Linked DNA regions of Mus musculus: regions 2 and 3 are each linked to region 1. A link is a loop called in an ENCODE intact Hi-C map of the cell type or tissue named here. Cell type or tissue: left cerebral cortex. All regions are shown on one strand.

Region 1 (2,500 bases):
ACTCCACCATCAGAAACCCTGACTCTCTATGGTGTAAGTGCTAATCCATAACTATATGCCCCATTAAATCTTCTCTTCAAAGTATTTTATCACAGCAATATAAAAGTAACTAAGGTGACACATGCCTGGTAGGTTGTAGTTCAGGCTAGTCCCAAATAGGTGAAGGGCAGACTGGTGGAACCATATTCTGGAAAGACTCTGGCCTGACTTTGGAGTGGGAGTCCTATCAGTGTCCCACCATAGGCCCCAAGTACCACAGGCCTTCCTCTTACGGCACAGAACACCCTTGTCTGCTACCCTGCCCCACAATTCCTGTCTGATGTCCCTTTTCCTACCTAGAGTGGCAGCGCCATCAACTCTTCATGACCCACCCCCACCCCAATTCCACAACTGCCAGGCTGTCTGGGCCCAGATTCTTTACTTTGCAGGGTGCCTCAGGGATTAAGTGAGCCCAGTGCTTGCCCATGATTACTGTCTCTTCCATCTGCCCCTCTCCCGTCTGCTTGACCACACGTATTCCACCACCATGCACAGCCAAGCCCGTCAGCTGACCACACTGCCTAAACAGCCAGAAGCACCTAACACCCTGCGCCCCACCCTCACCCCAAACAAGACCTCTGTGTCTTCCAGTCCCCACTGTGTCTTCCGGCACCTCTAGGGCACTCGCCACTGACTGAATGAGAAGACTCGGGGACCCCCAAGCCCCACAACTGAAGTATCAGCGTATTTCCTGGTCCCTGTTTCACACTCAGCCACTGTGACCTTGTGTTGGTTACTGCTATCACCTGACAGGGTCCTGGAGCATCTCTAAGCTGCAGCCTGCTCAGGTGACTTTCAGGGTTCTGGCCGAACCCCGGGGCCCCCAGAGCAGCCCTACAGCACTGGGCCCTCTACTCAAAATGTGCCCTGGTTCAGCATCAGGCTACCATGTGACCATGGGTAGAGCTGACTTATCTTCATGGGGAAAGGGTAGAGGGGATATTGACCAGGGATGTGTCCTTCCCAATATGCATGTCCCAGGCCGCTGCCTGACACTTAGCTCAGTGGTGACCTATGCTCTAGCCTGTCTACACTTGCTAGTGACCCTGTAAACTACCCTCTATTTTGGTTCCACTAATCCCTGGTTGGGGGATTAGTCCTTCCCTCCCATCACCAGCCAGACCCTATCTCGCCAGACTCTCCTCCCATGCCTCTCACTGTGTCTAGGAGACTTTGGACCTGACCTTGCCAAGAGGGGTCCATTGCCCCTCAGAGCTACCCAGAGAAACCCCTCATGGCAAGACATGAACTGAAGGTTCCGTCCGGTTCGCAGGCTGTAGCCCATTTGTCTCACTCTGACCACGAGCCTGACAAGTAGCATCTGGCCGGATGAGTAGCTGTCCGTACCTGCTCACAGAGGGAACGCAGGCCCATGTCCTCCATACGGTCCAGCTCGAAGGTCTCCCCGAGCATAGGGTTGAAGGGCTTGGCGATGCGGTGCACCGTGGTGGAGTAGGAGGACACAGAAAAGGCGGCTACCAGGCACATCTGCTCCACCGAGCTGGTGCAGTTCACCGCCTTGTCCAGCAGGTGGTGGTACTCCAGGTCCTCTGTAAGTCGCTGGAGCATGGACAGGGGCTCATTGAAGTTCACCTGTGGGTATTGCAGGCCCGTGGTCGGTGGTCATCAGAATGTCCCTGCCTTTCTTAGATACCACAGGACAGCCCTACACTGGTGGCACTGCCACCGTGAGGTTCCATGTCAGCACCCCCTGCCTCCATTTCTCTCCTCGGGCACATGTCCCTCATTGACATGCCACTTGGTGTCACCCTGATTATGTACACTGTCCCCTTCTCTCACTAGGATGTCAACTCCATGAAAGCCATGGCATCAGGCTACCACATGCCCAGAGCTGGGCCATCAGGCTCAAAGCCAGGAACAGTGGGCCCAGGGGTCTACAGATGGGGGATGCAGAGTCTCCTTGTTTGGAACCATGGACTAAGTGTTCTGCAGAGGGTGCCTACCGGCATGGGGATCCGGGAAAGCTCTCGGCCAATACAATTCTTCATGATGCTCCAGAGGTTAAGGCTATAGTTGGGTTTGTCAGGGATGCGGACTCGCCTCTTAACTTTGCATGAATTCTTGGGCATGAATGAGGCACCATCTAATACCTGCCAGAGGAACAGGCACGCGCATCAGCAGACCCCCGAGCTCCACTGGTCCTCTAGGCCCATGCACTTGCTCTTGACCCTCCAAGGACTGACAGAAGGTCGTATGCTGTTAAACTGCTTGGTAGGAAAGGCAGAGGCAACCTTTGCCCTACAGGGGAGGCAGATCTGGGACCCAAAGGTGGCCCATTGTGCTGATACCTCCTCACCCCCGAGGCTGAGGTGCCCACCACCCTTGGCTCTTGTGTGTTCCCACCTCACATACATTATCTGCTGAGGTCCAGTCCACAGTGGTGGTCCCAGGTCCACTCTCAGGCTTTCTGCAGAAAATGAAGAAGAGTCAAGTTATGGAC
Region 2 (2,500 bases), 200 kb after region 1:
GCCTCTCAGGATGCTCTGGCTGTTCTGGCTGCCGCTCGGCTCCCGCGGTGGATCTGGCAGCTTCGGGCGCCGGGCTCTAGTCCCTCCCGAGTCCCGCGCGGCTCAGCGCTTCCCGGCCCTGCCCTCTCCGCCGCTACCGAAGCTGCGCTCCACCCGGAAAGTTGGGCTCAGCCCGGGCCCCGCCCACGAGTACCAGCCCCGGAGCCCGGCGGACGTCTAGCCCCTCCCACAGCCTTTGCGCCTCCCGACTTGGCTTGCGCAGCTGCGGCCGCGAATCCCTTAGTGGAGAGTGTGGGTTGTACCAGCCACCAACCGGAATCCGGATTGTCTCCAGCGCCAAGTAGAGCCTTCCTTAAAAAGACCAGTATCCAGTGCTGGAAACCCTGGGCACTCTGCAGAGCCGTCCCCAAGCTGTCTGCCATCGTCGAGAAGCAGGGCGTTGAAGTGAGACATACCACATCACCTGATCCCAGACCACAAAGGTCTCCTTGAGATCTTGGAATTCAACGGAGCTAGACCACGTGGTCCCTTAAGGCTGCCTCATCTTGTTCCCCCTCCATTCCACTCCAGATCTTTTCTCCCCCTCTCAAACCAGGGCGGCGCCCCCTCTGGGGCAGCAGAAGGGGAAATGAATCACCAAAGCTAACCACAGCTCCGGGAAGCAGGGTACAGCGGGCCGGCATCCATCCCGAGCTAGCCGACTTTATGTGCTGCTCCCTAGGCATTCCGAGGTGACTCACAGCTGGGTTTCATGAGGCCCACGGAGCAGAATCCTGGATGGTTCCCGGGTTTCCCACCTGAATTCAGGTTAGGGTAAGCAGCTGAAACCCAGGGACCTGTTCCCAGCCCAACGCGTGAGCAAGAATCAAGGTCCATCCTGGACTCTTTCCGGTAATTGGATTTCTGGGGAAGCTCCCGCTCACCTGCACAGGCCTCACCCGGCTCTGTTGTCAAACAAGTCCTGGATGACAACCTGCCTAGAGAAACAAGATCGCAAAGCGCAACTGTGTAGCCCGGCCCGCAGCGCCCTCTGGTGGTCGTGACTCCGCACTGTTGCAAGCGTTCCTAATCCCTTCCCAAAGAAATTCAGGTGAAAATAAGCCAGTCCCACCTGAGACCTAAATCAGATCTCTGTCCCAGATGAACCAGGAATCTACACTGTCACACTTGCCTCCGATGAGTCTGATACCCGCGGGAACCCGTAGATCTCTGCTGAGTAACCCAAGTTGAAGGGCAGAGAGTGTAGGTAGGAGACTTCCAGGGAAAGGATCAAAATCTGGGGCATTTAGATAGTTTTTCCAAGAAGAGTTATGGGAGGGAAACTGAATGAGCCTCTCCCCTCCCCCCTCCAACACACACACACACACACACACACACACACACACACACATTTTTTAAGAAGAGGAATCTGGGCTTTCAGTGAACTATATTCCTCTGGGATTTTTAATCCATTATCCACTAAGCTTCTTTGAATTAAAAAGCATTTCTTCCTATTTAAATTTTTTGTTTATTATTAGTGGTGTGAATGTCTGTATGGGAATGCTGAGATTACAAGCAGGTGCCTCTGCCCACTTCTGTGCCCATTTTAAAAAGATTTATGTGCATTGGTGTTTAGCCTGTCTGTCTATCTGTAACTATGCATGGATGTCTGTGAGGGCATCAGATCCCCTGAAACTGGAGTTACAGACAGTTGTGAGCTGCCATGTGAGTGCTGGGAATTAACCTGGATTTTGTGGAAGAGCAGCCAGTTCTCCTACTGCTGAGCCATCTCTCCAGCTCCTTGAACAATTTTTTTGTTAGATATTTTATATGGATGAGTGATTTGCCTGCATGTGAGTGTGCGCACCATGTGCATGGCCGGTGCCTGCAGAGCCAAAAGGGCATCAGATCTCCTGCATCTGAAGTTACTAGTGGCTGTGAACTACTATGTGGGTGCTAAAGACCAAATTTAGGTCCTCTGCAAGGGCAGTAAGTGCTTTAAAAAAAAAAAAAAGACTTATTTTATGTATATGCATACACCACTGTAGCTATCTTCAGAAACATCAGAAGAAGACATCGGATCCCATTACAGATGGTTGTGAGCCACCATGTGGTTACTGGGAATTGAACTCAAGAGCAGTCAGTGCTCTTAACTGCTGAGCCATCTCTCCAGCCCAGTAAATGCTTTTAACCACTGAGCATCTCTCTAGCCTCAGAAACCCATTTTAACCTGTCTCAACATCAGACTGTATTTTACTGTGGATCCAGAGCCAGGAGGCCCGGATTCAAGGAGGATATCACTGGGGTAGAGGGCTCATTCACGTTCCTTAGGGTCTACTCAAGATCTCAGAGCAGCCTATGCCTCCCACAGCACCCCTCAAATTTGAGCCCTACTGTATGAGGGGCCCACCTCCCTGCGAAGCCAGGGGTGCAGGAAACACTTCTGAGGGAGGCTGGGAAGCAAAAAAAGAACCTCTCCCTAGTGACTGTGCTGCAGAGAGAGGTATGGTCTGTTTTTCTT
Region 3 (2,500 bases), 57 kb after region 1:
CTTTGTAGACTGCCCTCCTGTGTGTGCATATGTGTTGGATGCATATTCATGTATGTTCTTGTATAGTGTCCTTGCATATGCATGTGAATGTATGTGTCCATGCATGTACAATGTGTGTAAGTGCCTATGTGTGTCCCTATACAATGTTTTCATGTGTGTGCACGTGTATTCTGTGCCTGTGTATGTGTGCATGCACACACATGTGTGTGTTTCTGTCAAGCTGCGATAGGAACCTGAATGACTTTGCCATAAAGATTACATCTGCAGAGACCTATTTTTCCCAAATAAGGTCACACTAACAACAAGTACAGGGCGTTAGGACATAATGCAGACCATAGGACTGGTACCTAATGCTGCACTTGATACACAGGGTGAGACTCTTGTTCTTGTGACTAGCCAGCCAAGAAAGAGTGATGAGGTCAGAGCAGGGAGGAAAGTGTGCTGAAGACAGCTGGTTGGATCTGGAGGAGTGCAGGCAGGATTGGCCGCACTTAAATCCTGCCTAGGCATAGAGAGCACAGTGCACTCCTTTGCAGTGTGGGCTCCAAAGTTGACTTGCAGAAAGGCCTTCCCAGAGCCAGGAGCTAGCAGGGGAAGGCTCTTCAGGAAAGCAGTGGCAAGAGCAGAATTTGTCCCTGAAACACACAAGGCACAGCTCTGAGGAATCCCAGGCGGGAAAGTGGCCAGATGCAAAAATGTCAACCTCGGTAGGGAACTTAATCAGGGATGAAACTGCATAGCCTGAGGGAACGAGTGTAACCCAAAGAAAATGTGACAGGAAAAGGGACAGGGCCGGGCTGCAGGTGGGAAGAGGAGGAAGGAATGAGGCTCATGGGGAAGGGGTTGAAGGGGAGGGGTAATCATGACTGGAGACACAGAAGATGAGGCCTGGTACCTGAAAATGTAGCCCAGAGACTAGAACAATCAATTAAGAACACAGGCTCCTGGGTATGCATAAGAGGTCCCGAGGCAGGCTGCTATGCAAAGGAGCAACACGAGGTCCACTCAGTAAACGATTCGTCTACCATGTCTTCTTATGTGAATACCCAGTGCCCAGCCTCTAGCAGGTAGGATTAGATGAAAGGAGGAAGGAACTCAACTGGATGACCTTTAGGTGACCTCATCACCCCTGAAATCAAATTCAATGTCTGCTGCAAATGGGCTTCCCAGGCAGCAGAGGGCGCTGTCTGGCCCGTGACATGTATGCAAGAGACTCTACACAGGTGCCAGGTCTTATGGCAGCTTCTCCCACAGAGCCACCAGCATCACCCAGGCTGGCTACAGGAGTGCTGTGGAACAGCACAGTGGGAGGGGCCAGGGACTCAAAGGAGTGGGGAAAAGATCCTTGGCAGGGGACAGTATGCTGAACACTGGCACCCACAACTGCGATTAGTTCTGCCTTCACCCACCTTGGGCACTTGTCACCACAGTGTGAGGAAAGAACGGGATTCTATACCTAGATATGGGGTGTGACTTTGGCATGCCTTTCCTCCTTTGGGACCCTCAGTTTGTGTGAGATGTTCTCATCATGTTGGAGAGGCGCGTGTGAGAGTTGGGCCTTAGATACCTGCAACCAAGTCACTCTGGCTCTTCCTTGACATAGTTAAGATGGCAATGGCTCTCTACTCCCAGCTAGTTTATAGCTGAATTGCTTTCAGAATACCTGGTGCCCAGTGTTAGCTGCTATTGCCACGAGGATAGGCAGGCCATCAGCAAGATGGGAAGAGAGGCATTGCTGGAGAAGATGCAGTGAGATGAGGTCAGGAGGCCCAGCTACAGTCCCAGCTGCAGACCCAGCTTCAGTCCCAAGCCCTTCCTGGGAGTTGTTTCTTTGGATAGAGGATGCTTATGGCCTTCGGTGTTACATCTCTGATCCTCCTGGAGTAGTCTCTTTACCTTTTTATCCAGGCTCCAAGCCTGGCTAGCCAATATTCCTGGATGACATCTGACTCAAAGGCACTCCCCACCTAGGGAATGTCTTCTCCAAGTTTGGACCAGGCTATCCCACAAGGCCCTCACAAATTGGAGACAAACCATGGGAAGAGACATGAAGAGTACTCCTGAACACCTGTGTGCCAAGCTGGCACTGTGGCGTTACACTCCAGGTCAACGTTGTGTTCTCCACTTTATAAGCCATGCCACGGAGGCACAGAAAGGCAACCTAGGCTCAACTGCTTTCACCAAAATAATGCTGGTTTGATTGCTAGGCATTCATTACACCTCATTATCTTTTGCCTTGAGGAATCTATCAGGAAGATTCAGCTCCTATTCCTCAGATACTTCAACTGTGAGACTTACCCACAATATAAGCTACAACAACGAAACTATTTGCAAAACAAAAAATGTGAACTGGGTCTAGGATTAGGTATCACTAAGTATCAGCTATAGGATTTAGCAACCCTCAAGTGGTACCTCCTTCAGTTACAGAGGAGATATGAGCCTGCTTTAATTATTAAGGAGGTTTTAAGTTGTTCAGAGTACGGGTAAAAATAGGTAGCCT

Evidence for each region. Hi-C counts contacts between places; a loop is a spot of excess contacts. Peaks named below come from ENCODE experiments on the same cell type or tissue, not always from the same donor. Only the 100,000 strongest peaks of a DNase experiment are listed, where the experiment ranks them.
Region 2: it touches region 1 in a loop (2.7-fold over the local background); 4 of 42 quality-filtered maps call a loop at or near these places.
Region 3: a loop joins it to region 1, with 2.5 times the contacts of the local background. A loop is called at or near these places in 20 of 42 quality-filtered maps.

Annotation. Positions count from the first base shown.
Region 1 is chr11:3,713,085-3,715,584 of GRCm38, forward strand. Osbp2 (oxysterol binding protein 2) reads right to left here. Exons shown (of 14, transcript NM_152818.3): 6 at 2,413-2,467; 7 at 2,004-2,150; 8 at 1,387-1,632. Among named protein-coding and RNA genes, the nearest start is that of Gm51881, 27 kb to the right of the region's middle. In left cerebral cortex, a CTCF peak has its summit at 1,550 (motif pointing right); a DNase peak (open chromatin) is centred at 1,560.
Region 2 is chr11:3,913,698-3,916,197 of GRCm38, forward strand. Slc35e4 (solute carrier family 35, member E4) reads right to left here and starts at 967. Exons shown (of 2, transcript NM_153142.3): 1 at 1-967. In left cerebral cortex, CTCF peaks have their summits at 282 and 1,053 (motif pointing left); DNase peaks (open chromatin) are centred at 237, 640 and 981; H3K4me3 peaks cover 1,215 bases; H3K27ac peaks cover 1,234 bases.
Region 3 is chr11:3,770,356-3,772,855 of GRCm38, forward strand. All of the region lies in intron 2 of Osbp2 (oxysterol binding protein 2), which reads right to left. Among named protein-coding and RNA genes, the nearest start is that of Gm51882, 2.4 kb to the right of the region's middle. In left cerebral cortex, a CTCF peak has its summit at 1,167 (motif pointing right); a DNase peak (open chromatin) is centred at 1,260; H3K4me3 peaks cover 1,051 bases; H3K27ac peaks cover 1,733 bases.